Regions from separate parts of the Mus musculus genome. Here region 2 is linked to region 1. The links are chromatin contacts, found by POLR2A ChIA-PET in ENCODE. All regions are on one chromosome and are shown on one strand. The core of a region is the stretch at or near the end of the contact, and the rest is flanking DNA. Distances in the headings are between cores, read along the strand shown.

The links. ChIA-PET counts read pairs that join two places held with the same protein, here RNA polymerase II (POLR2A).
Region 2: POLR2A ChIA-PET joins it to region 1 with 13 read pairs in Patski. The contact joins the promoter of Ap1s1 here to the promoter of Fis1 in region 1. POLR2A ChIA-PET finds 5 or more read pairs at or near these places in 3 of 5 experiments (Patski and embryonic stem cell).

The regions. Positions count from the first base shown.
Region 1 is chr5:136,958,161-136,964,513 of GRCm38, reverse strand. It overlaps Fis1 (fission, mitochondrial 1), which reads right to left and starts at 2,437. Exons shown (of 5, transcript NM_025562.3): 1 at 2,286-2,437; 2 at 1,383-1,515. The coding sequence starts at 2,330.
Region 2 is chr5:137,043,283-137,049,635 of GRCm38, reverse strand. Ap1s1 (adaptor protein complex AP-1, sigma 1) reads left to right here and starts at 3,528. Exons shown (of 5, transcript NM_007457.3): 1 at 3,528-3,628. The coding sequence starts at 3,626.

The DNA of each region.
Region 1 (6,353 bases), core at 1,188-3,687:
CACAACCTGCCCCCCTTTCCTATAACTCATCTTCCCTGAGTGACCCTTGTCTGACTTGTTTTTCATTTCATTCTGTGTGTGTGTATCCCCGTAGGACGGTATTAAGATAGGCACTCACTATGCCGCCCGGGCTTGTTTCAAACTCCCCATCAGGCTGCCCCAGCCTCTCTAGCGCTGGAGTTCCGTGGTGCGGCAGCCACCACTTCGGCACTAAATAGCTGTGCAGTGCTACAGTCTCCTCAGGGTCTGCACTGTGTCTCCAAACAGGACTCAAATGCTGACACCACTCCCACTGCTGTGCTCTACTGTAAAAGAAACCTAAAAGTCCAAACTGATCAAAGTAGGGGGACAGTATTTGCTTTTAGAGACCCCAGAGCTGGCGGCACCCCTGAACTCGCAGCACTGAGGTAGCTGAAGCAGGACGCACAGGTTAGAGGTCCTGTGTCAAAGTCAACTGACTAATGATACAGCAGTCTTCTGTTCCCAGCGTCGTCCCTTGACAGCCTCTGGGACTATGCCAACACAGCCCCCAGACTTCAAAGTGCACAGACGGCAGGCCCGTCTATAAAATTAAACGGTGTTTGCATAGAATGCACCTATAGTCCCCAAAGATGCAGTGTTCTTTGAGTCAGGGAGCTCATGTAGCCCAGGCTGACCTCAAATTTGGTCAGGATGTGCTGACTCTGGCCTTGAACTTCTGACCTTCCTGCCTCTATCTCCACAGTCAATGTTCGACTACTGAACTATGTTCCTGTGTCTTCACCTTTGTAGTGCTGGGGTCACACAGCCTTGATACCACTAGCCCCTCAGATATTCTAAATCTCTAGAATTTTCCAAATGACTGTTATCCAATACAACGTAAACACTATATTAACGGCAATTAGTAACTATACCAGAAGTGTTTTGTGTACACTGTGTGTGTGCACATGGAAGCATGGAGGTCAGAGGACGGCCAGTGCTTTCACACTCCACAGCATCCCCTAAAGAAAGGGTCTCCAACTGAACCTGGGCTAAGATGGCAACAAGCCATCTCTAGCTGATTCCAGCTTACTCTCTATACAGACTCGGATGGCCACACTCAGCTGCTGCTGTGGGTGCTGGGGATTTGAACCCAGGTCTTCATGCCTGGACAGGATGCACTGAGTCTCCCCAGCCTGAGAGCATTTTTTCCTACAGCATTTTCCATCTGAATGACTGTTCAGATGCTGGGGACGTAGAGAATCAATCTAGCCCTTTCTCCAAGTGAAGTTACTGGTGGTTACTGAATGACAAATGTGCTGTAAGGTGAGGGTTCTGTGTTGGAAAGGGTCCTGGAGGGGTGAGGTCAAGCACAGTAGAGGTCAGGCTGGCTGGCGGCTGGAAAGTGGGGCCCAGCGCCTTACCCTCCAGCAGCACGATGCCTCTGCGGATGTCCTCATTGTATTTGCTTCGAACCAGGCACCAGGCATATTCAAATTGCGTGCTCTTGGACACAGAACCAGCTGCCTGCTCAGACTGAAATTTCCTTTCAAAATTCTGTCATTAGAGAGAAGAGTGACCATTTAGCAACAAAGAGCAGCAATCATTCTCCAGCTAACTTGATGTCTGAATCCCAGTTAGATCATATTTTCCTCCCTGCCGCCTTTCCCTTGTAGATCTTGGTACCCCGAAGCTTCTGTCATCTCCACCCCTGGGTCCCATGCTGTGTCCTCCCCTTCGGAAGGTCCGTGAACCCAGCCCCTAGTGGTACCAAGAGGAGATGCCACCTGGTGGCAGCTGGAGGCACTGCTCCCAAACCAGCTGACCCCAAGTGTCTGAAGAGTAAACATACTGTCCCAGAGCTAAACGACCTCCTACATGGCCTTTCCCTTGAGGCCGCTGGTCCCGTCCCACCCTACTCTTTTGGGCCTGGATCTGCCTTACTTTAATTCTAGGAGAGGAAAGAAAACACAGCTACAAGGATGCGGTGAAAATAGCACCGTGAGGAACTAAACACTAGCGAAAATTTACACCAGTGACTATACTACTCCATCCCTGCACACGAGTACCCCAAATTCCCAGCTCTGCATCACACTAAGACCCCAGGCCTAGGTCTGAGTTGCTGAAACCCGGGAAGCTACAATTCCCGTCAGGCCTAGGGACACGAAGCCGATTCCCACAAGAAGCAGGATGCCGCAGAGGCTGCTGGGAGCCGTAGTTCAGCTTGCCAAGAAAGACGAAACCGGCACTGGTTAGCCTCAGTCAGCTCTCCTCAGGAACTGCCCTTTCCAATTCTGCCCTTCTCCTTCCTCCGTCCCAGACCTTACCTTCAGATCCTCCACAGACACCAGCTCGTTCAGCACGGCCTCCATGGCCGCCGCCCCTGAAAGCCTCACACTAAGGTCTCTACTGGGCCACAGTCTCCATGGTCCAGTAGCAGGGGCGGAGAGGCACTTCCGGCATCGACCTGTGGAGGCCCCGCCCCTTCCTCCTTTGCCTTGGGGCGGGCGGGGGCACTAGTGCCTACGCTGGGATACTTTGCTCTCTTTGGACTCCCCTGATGTCCTAGATCCTCCCTGCATCACATTATCCTAGGAACCAGTGTAAGAACCCCTCACTCTAGGACCCTGGATTATCTTCAATGTTTGCAATAAAATCCTAATGAGTACCAGGGGCCGGAGGGTCTCAGTGTAGTCTCTCACAAAGAGATGCTCAGTCTCTCATAAAGCAAGAGGAATTGGTAGCTATACCCTCTCCATGCTCCACGCACTCCCCCACCTCCCCCCTCCGAAAACTTGGGTCACATGACCATAGTGGACAGCCATTCTTAATAGGATTCTGAAGAAAACCCAGGAAACACAGTCCAGGGTTAAAGGCCCATGGATGGCTCTCATGTTCTGTTGCCAGACCCCACATAGCTCACAACTGCCTGGGTTCCAGCTATAAGGGGAAAACTTGGGTCACATGATCCGCCTGCCTCTGCCTCCTGATTGCTGGGATTAAAGGCACACACCACCACCCAGCTCAGCCTGCTCTCTTATAGAACCCAGGACCATTAGCCCAGGGATGGTACCACCCACAATGGACTGGGTCCTCCCCCAGTTATGTAAATGCCTTGGAGCCAGATCTCATGGAGGCATTTTTCTCAATTGAGGGGCCCTCCTTTGAGAGAGCTCTAGTTTGGGTGTCAAGCTGACAGAGGACTAGCCAGCACACTCGCTGTCCCTTGCCCTATGATTCTGAAACCTCCAGTAATCACAGGCACTCTGCATGTGCCTGCCGTCTTTGCTATTCAGAACATCTATCTTCTAGCCCTGCCGTTGCTTATTGGTTGATTCATTCATTTTTGATTGAGCATTTCCTAAGTGTCGGTCACTATTTAAGTACAGGGATTGGCACTGAGAAAAAGAAAACTCCTATCCTTATGCATCTAATGTGGGGAGGGGGAATGGTCATGCAGGCTTTCATCCTAGCGCTTGGGAGGTGGAGGCAGGAAGAGGAGGAAGTTTAAGATCATCCTTGGCTTAGCAAGTTGGAGTCCAGCCTGGGGTAGGAACTCTTCTTGGGAGCCAGACAATCCAAGGCTTTCTCAGAGGCCTGGGTGAAAGGGCAAAAGGAATGTCAGCTCTGTGTCACTGTCCACAGGCAGACTTGGCAAGGTCTGAGGCTGGGGCCTGGGCCTCACAGGAGTGAGGGTTGCAGTTTGTCGGGATCCTACTCTCTTCCTGGCCTATGGCTATTCGTCCTTAGATAGACGTGTATGTCTGAGGTATCCTGTGTTCTCGTTGCCAACGTTGTCTAATTTAGCTACTTTGGGCCATTCTCCCCCTACAAATAGCACATAAGATGCTGTATTTTGGGCTGGAGAGATGGCTCAGCGGTTAAGAGCATTGACTGCTCTTACAGGGGTCCTGAGTTCAATTCCCAGCAACCACATGGTGGCTCACAACCATCTGTAATGGGATCCGATGCCCTCTTCTGGTGAGTCTGAAGACAGTGACAGTATACTTATACTTACATGCATAAAATAAATAAACAAATCTTTAAAAATAAATAAACAAACAAATGAACCAACAAAAACCCTGATCCCTTAAGATGATACACCTTAGACCTCAGAAGAGCGTGTTGGATCCCCCCACCCCACCCCACCCCCGCCCTGGAGCTGGAGTTACAGGTAGTCATGAGCTACCTGACATGGTGTTTTAGGGTTTCTATTACCACGGAGAGACATCATGATCCTGGCAACTCTTTGCTTGTTTGTTTGTTTGCCCTTCCAGAAGCCCTGGGCTCAGTTCCCAGTTCTGTCAGGTGGTTCACCACCTCCCAGAACTCCAGTGTTGGGGATCGGGTGCCTTTGGCCTCTGTGGGCACCTGACATGTACACAGAAGCACATACATTTGTACATACAAAGTAGATCTTTTTAAAAATGAAAAGCAAACAAAACCGCAAACATTGTGGCAAAGTGACAGATATATAAAATTTGGCCTCTGACCCACGGTCCCCAGGATCCCTGTTTTTTTTTTTTTTAATTTTTAATTTATTTATTATATGTAAGTACACTGTACGTGTCTTCAGACACTCCAGAAGAGGGAGTCAGATCTCGTTACAGATGGTTGTGAGCCACCATGTGGTTGCTGGGATTTGAACTCCAGACCTTCGGAAGAGCAATTGGGTGCTCTTACCCGCTGAGCCATCTCACCAGCCCGGTTTTGGTTTTTTTAACACGGGGTTTTCACTATGTAGCCCTGGCTGAAATGGCCTCTGTGGCTCAGAATAACTTTAAACTCATACAAATCAACTGCTTCTGCCTCCAAATGCTGGAATTAAAGGTGTGAGCTACCACACCCAGTTAGGATCCCTGACGGAGGTCGCAGGGGCGCTGTAGTTCTGAATGCCTTGCATCTTCCTGAGGAATGGGAGCGACTTAATTCTCACTAACTGGGCCCTGGGTGGTTTTCAGGATGGAGGCTGGTCACAGGAGAATCCAGTCCAGATGAAAAGCTTGGAACTTTGTGTCTAACCCACCCCTCCTTCACTAGGGAAGGGAGAGGGCTGGAGAGAGTCAATAATTAATCAAGTGAAGCCTCCCATAAACGGCTCTCAACTGTGGAATTCAGAGCTGCTGTGCCAGCAGTCACGTGGAAGAATCATGAAAACCGTGCATGAATTACTCTGTCCCCATACAGCCCATGCACCTGGTCTTTTCCTAAGAAACCAGGGGTGACGAGTGCTTCCTTGAATGCCCAGCTGTTATAGCTCTTTCTCCATCCAGAAGCTCTCAATGTGAACCCAGCCACCCAGAAGTACCAGGGGCAACCTGGGCTTGTGAGGGCAGTCTGAAGCAGGCTCTCTAACTTGTGGGTTCAGATGCCAGCTCACGTGAGTGTCAGCACTGAACTGGAGGACAGACACCTCCCTCCACCCACAAAACAGGGTTCACAGAGTGGAGCATCACCTGGGAGCTAGAGAACTCAGGTGTGGGTAGATGTTTGGGGAGAAGTAATTTTCTCATTTAGATGATGGGGGCTGGGGCTGGGACTCAGAGGGCAGAGTGCTGTCTAGTAAGCATGTGTCCTGGGTTTGTTTGGTCACTAGCACAGAAAGATGGCTCAGTCAGTACAGATGCTTGCTGTCAAACCTGATGACCTGAGTTTGGTCCCCAGGACCCATATGGTGGAAAGAGACAACTTTCCCCATGCTGTCCTCGCATCTCTGCACTCAGACTGTTGCATGTCAACCCTCCACAACAGACCAACAAATGTGCATGCAGGGGATGGGGCCCACTGCAAAGGAAAACGAAACCCATGACATAATCTGGAGAGTTGAGAGCACACGAAACGTAACAAGGAAGGGACTGAGGACAAGGAAGATGTGCAGGGACTCAGTGACGCTCTCACAGAGAGCAGAGTCCTGCCACAGAAGGAAGGGGCAGCACAGGTAAACGGCAGAGGACTGCAGGCAGACAGGGGCCCGGGCGCACTGGCTGTGCTGTTCAAGGGCCCCAAATCCTGCTATTCAGGAGCAGGGAAGAGGATCGCCAGTTCAAGGCACACCCCCAGTTAATGAGGGAATTCAAGGCCAAGAGAGCTTGAATGAGCTCACACCTCAAAATATAGAATAAAAGGTGTGCGTGTCTGGGGAGGGAGAGGGAGAGGGAGAGGGAGAGGGAGAGGGAGAGGGAGAGGGAGAGGGAGAGGGAGAGGGAGAGGGAGAGGGAGGAGGGAGGAGGGAGGAGGGAGGAGGGAGGAGGGAGAGGGAGAGGGAGAGGGAGAGGGAGAGGGAGAGGGAGAGGGAGAGGGAGAGGGAGAGGGAGAGGGAGAGGGAGAGGGAGAGGGAGAGGGAGAGGGAGAGGGAGAGGGAGAGGGAGGAGGGAGATGGTTCAATGGTTAAGAGA
Region 2 (6,353 bases), core at 2,279-4,778, 84 kb before region 1:
TCTTGTAAAACTGAAGTTACAAGTGGTTGTGAGCCACCCATTGTGGGTACTGGGACCCAAACCTGGATCCTCTGAAACAGCAGTTAGCACTCTAATCACTGAACCATTTTTCAGCCCAACCCTCCTCCTCCTCCTCCTCCTCCTCCTCTTCTTCTTCTTCTTCTTCTTCCTCTTCCTCTTCCTCTTCCTCTTCTGAGAGAGAGAGAGTTGAATGGATCACCTATGACTAAGCATCTTAGGATACCCTGCCACAGGAACTGGGTTCTCTTCTAACCAATCCAGGATTTATATCCTTACCAAAAAAAAGGAAAGAAAGAAATGGCCACAACACCTAAGACTTGGTCAGAGGACAACTTGTGGGCATGAGTTTTCTCCTTCCACTTTGTGGGTGCCAGGAGATAAACTCGGCAGGCATGGTGGCAAGTGCCTTTACCTGCTGAGCCATCTCCTTGGTCTTTTATTTTTGTGTGACAGGGTCTCATGCACCCTGTTAGCATTTTCTCTAGGCTCTGCCCTGCGGTTACCTAGCAACAGCCAGGTATGAGGCTCACATATAAGAACTTATATACACATATATACCGCTCTCCACCTACTTCCTTCCACCCTCCGTGTCTCCCTCCCTCCCTCCCTCCCTCCCTCCCTCCCTCCCTCCCTCCCCCCTCTCTCCCCCTCCAGTGTTCCTCTTCCCCACTTCCTCTCTCCTTCTGTCCTTCTCTACTGCTACCCCCTCCTCCAGGTCCCAAATAAATTCCCTTTTATATTAGGCCTGTCCTCGTATGGCTTGAGTGTTCATGGGGACACCTTGGCAGGGTCTGCTAAGGTCCTCCCTCCCTCGTGTTTCCATTTCATAAACCCCCTAGGCTGACTTCAACCTAGCTATATAGAGAGGAATGGTTTTCAACTCCTGATCTTCCTGCCTCTAAGGGCTGGGATTACTGGTGTTTGCCACCACACCCAATTTATGCTGGGCTAGGAGCAGATCCTAGGGTTTCACTCAGGGTATGCAAGCAAGTGGTCCATCAACTAAGCCACATCCCCAGCCCTAGTGAGCTTTAAATTGCGTGCCATTCTTAAGGAGTCCCCCTCTGTCCCAAATCATCTCTTTGTCCAATCCTCACACGTTAATTCCTTAGGAGGACCCCATCCTGCTAGCCAGGTTGAGCAGTCTTGCTTTCAAACGCCCATTCATCTCCTGAATGATTCTAACGTGCGAAAATAATAACAGAGGCAGCTCCGTTACTATACATTGTTAAAATCATTTGGGTTTTTAAATTTTTATAATTTTTATTTATGTGTGTGCGTATGTATGCACATGCAAGTGGATGTACAGGTGCCCCTGAGGCCAGAAGAAGGGGTTGGATTCCTGGAGCTGGAATTACAGGCACTTGTGAGCCACCCATGGGGACAGGGGAGGGGGTGCTGGGAACTGGACTAGGGTCCTCATCTGCTCCTGGTCACTAAGCCATCTCTCCAGCTCCTAGTCTTGGTTTTGTTCCTTAGGTCCATTCTCTGCATAAGTTATAAATTGAATTTTATTATACGTATAGGGAAGCTTCCGTTTCACACAGTCAGAGGCTTCAGGAGTCGATTGGGAGTCTTGGAATGCCATCTCTAGAGGATAAAAAGAGGACTGTGTTGTTAATCCTTCAGCCAAAAAAAAATCCGAGTTCCTTAAATCCAAACCTCTTCACTAAAGACAGAAGGACAAACAGGGGAGTAGAGAAATGGAGAGAGAGAAAGCTCTAAAACTCCTGCTACAATTTAAATTCTTTTTACAGTCACATTTACCTATGCTTTAAACTGTTCGGTTTCAATTTCACCACACGCTGGTTTTTTGGTTTTTTTTGTTTTTTGTTTGTTTGTTTGTTTTTTTTGTTTCTTTGGCTTTTCGAGACAGGATTTCTCTGTGTAGCCCTGGCTGTCCTGGAACTCACTCTGTAGACCAGGCTGGCCTCGAACTCAGAAATCCACCTGCCTCTGCCTCCTGAGTGCTGGGATTAAAGGAGTGCATCACCAATGCCCAGCTCCCACTGCTCTCTTTACATAGCCTAGTCTGGCCTTGAACCCTCTTGACCAGTCCTCTTGCCTCTGCCTCCCCAGGGACCAGATTACAGGCATGTGCACAATAATGCCTGGCTAAATTGTTTTGTTGCTCAACGATTTTTTTTTTTGACATTGTGTCTCAGTCCATAAAATGAACTAGCTATGTAGTCAAGAGTCATTTTGAACTCTTGATCTTAGTACATCTGCTTGTACCTTCCAAATAATCACATAATAGGTGTATACCAGCACATCCAGTTTGGTACACACACACACACACACACACACACACACACACACACACACACACACACACATATTCCTCCATAGCCCCAAAACTGGTCATGACCTCTTGCTCTTCCTGCCTCAGCCTCTGCAGGGCTGGGATTGTGACTTGCCTCACCACACCCAGTTCTGGAATCCCACTCTTGCTTGCTTGACAGAGCCACACTGTGTAGTCTAGGCTGGCTGTAGCCTTCTGGCTATGGGGATTACACCACACCCCTTTAATACTATAAGATTCTCTTCATTTCTTCCCCTTTCTCCTTAATTTACAATTTCCTCCCATTCTTTATATTCCTGTTACAGTATTCCCATTTTCAACAATTTTTTTATCCCTGATTTTTATCCCTGGTTTAGTTTTTTTTTAAGATTACATTTTACAAGTGTATTTTGTGTTGCCTGTGACCATGTCTGTCTGTCTGTGTGTGTGTGTATATATGTGTGTGTGTGTGTGTGTGTGTGTGTGGTGTATACAAGCTAGGGTGCTTGCTTATACAGAGGTCAGAGGACAATTTGCAGGAGTCAGTTCTTTCTTTCCACCTTGTGGGTTTGGGGAAACATCTTTACAATCCGAACCATCATATCTGCACTGTTTTGTGTCACTTTTGTTGTTGTTGTTGTTGTTGGAGACAGGCTCTCTGTGGCCTTGGGTGGTCAAGACCGTGCCATGTAGCTGCAGCTGAACTCCTGTCTCTGCCTTCCAAGTGTAGAGATCACAGGATACACCACCACACCTGCCTTGTTTGCTTTGGGGACAGGATCTTGCTTGCTCTGGAACCCTGAGCTGTCCTTGAACTCTTTATTCTCCTAGCCTACCGGTCTCTATTTCCCTCATCCTGCCCATCACCACCCTCTGACTGATGTTTTCCACATCATTCCTCCCAACTTCTTCATCAGCTCCAAAGATCGTGCATACACCTCTCACCCTTTTCCCGCCTTTTTCCCCCACAAATGCTCCAAAGCTCGAAGTCCTCATTGTCCTCTACCCCCTCCCTTCCCATCCTCCAATCAACCCACCAAGACAGCCCTGTTACCATGACGACCAGGCTTTTGCAAAACTGAAGTCAAGGACCTGGTTGCCATGGTTTCCGCTTCTCCGCCTCCAGCCCCGCCTGCGCGCCGGATGAGATGGGGGTGGGTCGCTGCAGCGTTGGCGCCTGCGCAATGCGTCCGTGCTTGGAGCCGGCGAGGCCTTGGGGCGGGGCTTCAAGCGGAGAGGGAGGGAAAAGAAAAGAATCCGACTGGGAGTGGAGCTGGCTTCTACGGTGGCCGGAGAGGGACGCACCGGGCTGGAGGCTGCAGGATGGTAGGCTGTGAGGAGAGGGAGGGGACGGGGACCCGAGGGGCGTGGGCTGTACCTGCAGGGGTCCGGAGGGGGGCTGCCCTTTGTGGGAGTCGCCCTGTCTTCCCTGTGGTCCGCAAAGGATCCACTTCCTGGAGCTGCTGGAGAGAGCTGACCTCGGAAGCTGGAAATGGCACTAGGGACAGGGGTTGGGAGGAGTCTTGCTGGTTAGGAGAGAGGGGACTAGAGCTGAATGGTGGCGGGACTGTCCCGAGCCTGGAGAAGCGCTCGGGACTCTGGGAATCTTTAAGACCCTCCCAGGCACTGCCGCAGGGAAGGCACGAGGTTGGGGCGCCGGGGTCACTCGGGATGGTTGCAGGTCGCCGAAACCCCTTCCCTTGAGGCCCACACTGGAGCATGGCCCATGGAGAGCTCGGTGTGGGAGGGAACAGTTTCCGGGTCTCTGGAGTGAACCTCCTGTCTCGCTTCCTTGACAGCTCACCCGGAGTTCTGGCTCAGGTGGGCTCTAGGGTTTGCCGTCGGGGACCTAGGCTCTGGAAGACTCCCTACTTTGGCAATCCCAGCTCTCCACCCTCTCCGGGGCATTTTCTTTTCCGGAACCCAGGCCTTCCTGCTGTAGCTGTCACCTCCTTTTCTTAACTACACAGGACTCCCTCAGTTCTTCACCTTCCCTATCCCCCCCACCAACAGTACTTACTTCTAGCTTCTGGGGTGTTGTTTTCTTTTAACTTAACCTGCTAAACTGGAAGTGTGGGACACACACAGATATCCCAACCCGGGCCATGTTCTCAGAGCTGTTTGCTGGGAATTGAGTTCAGGATATGGAATGAGGAACCTCTGCAACTGGTAATAAAACTAGGGCCATGCGGGAAGCAGTGAGGACTCTGCTTGCTAGTTATTCCACAGACATTCCCTAGGAGAGCCCTCCAGGGTGACTATGCCCCTGTCTGAGGGACCCAGTGATCAGTCACCTGATGTCTCAGAAGAAAGGTCAGGCCTTAGAGTGCACACCTGTAACCTGGTACTCAGAGGTAAGAAAAAGGGAGATCAGAAAACCAAGGGCAGCCTTCGCTACTTAGGGAATTGAGATCAGCCTGTGCTACATGAAACATTGTCTCACAAAAGAAAGACAGAAAAGAGGGCCAGAGAGACGGCTCAGCTTGTCCGGGTGGCTGATAACCTGAGGTCATTCCCAGGAGCCATGTGGTGGAAGGAGGGGACTGACTCCTCCTCTGACCTCTGCATGTAAGTGATGGCACGTGGGTGCCCCACACATACGTGTAAAAGAATATAAAAGAACGCTTTAAAGAAACTGGAAGCCGAGCGTGGTGGCACACACCTTTAATCCCAGGACTAGGGAGGCAGAGGCAGGCAGATCTCTGAGTTCGAGGCCAGCCTGGTCTACAAAGTGAGTTCCAGGACAGCCAGGGCTACACAGAGAAACCTTGTCTAAAAAAAAAAAAAGCTGGGAAGAGAGGCAGTATGTGGAACTAAATGTGTGGATGGTGGAGAAAAATGGAGGGTAAAATCTGAATATTTCTGCCAAGCACAGTTCTATTTATATACACTACTCAGGGAAGAGTATCGACAGGTATGGGACTGACGAGAGGCCATATTGAGTCAGAGGCATCTGAAGGTTTATGGCAGGATCGGGTAGGGCGTCTGTGAGACATGGCGTCTAGAAGAACACACAGAGAACTGTTGTCTGTTGGCCTCAGCTTATCATGAGGCTAGGCATCTTCTCCATGGAAAACAGGGTTAGGAAACAGAAGGTCAGGGGAAAATAGCAGCACCTAGCATGTTACAAGTCCTACTGTGTGTCAGGCACCCTCATAAATGAACAAACCCACTATGTAGACACATGCGCACATACACAGAATTAAAACTAATAAAAATGTGCTGGAGAGATGGCTCAGTAGTTAAGAGCATGCGTTGCTCTTGCAGAGGTCCTGAGTCTGATTCCCATCACCCACATGGTGGCTCACAACCATCTATAACTCCGGTTACGGAGGACTCAACAGGCGTGCATGTGTCACACATACATGTGGGCACATAAATATCATACACATAACGTAAATCTTTAATGATAATAACAAATCTTAAAAGACCTCCAGAAGAAAGTATTATTTCTATCCTGCGGATAAAGAAATGGAGCTTTAAAGACTGCTTAATCCTTTTCAAAACCAATCAGACTGCTCAGTGGGTAAAGGCCCCTGTGGCCGAGCCTGACTGACGAGCTGAATTTGATCCCTGGAGCTCACACAGTAGAAGCAGAGAACCAGCTCCCCAAAGTTGTCCTCTGACCTATACACACACACACACAAATAAGTGTAATAAAATGTTTTTACATTTAGTTTACCATATGTGTGTGGGTGGGTGCTTGCTCCATTATGATCGTGGAGAGAGGACAGCTCGTGGGAGTCCGTTCTCTCCTGTAATGTGGGTCATGGGTATTGAGCATGGGTCATCGGGCTTGGTAACTGATTTAGCTATCTTGCTAGCCTAGTATACATTAATTTGCCTGAGGCTGTACTCGAGCTAGTAGAGCCAGTATTTGAACCCAAATCACAGGCATAAGATTCTTTGACTTTCCCCCAGGAAAAAAAAACGATCCTCCTTGTGGGGACACCCAGCATTGACAGCGAGGACAGGGGTTTTCAAGAAGGTATCAAGGAACAGTGGGGGAGTCTGGGGCTGTATGTTTGTGGAGGAAAAGAGGCTCCAACCC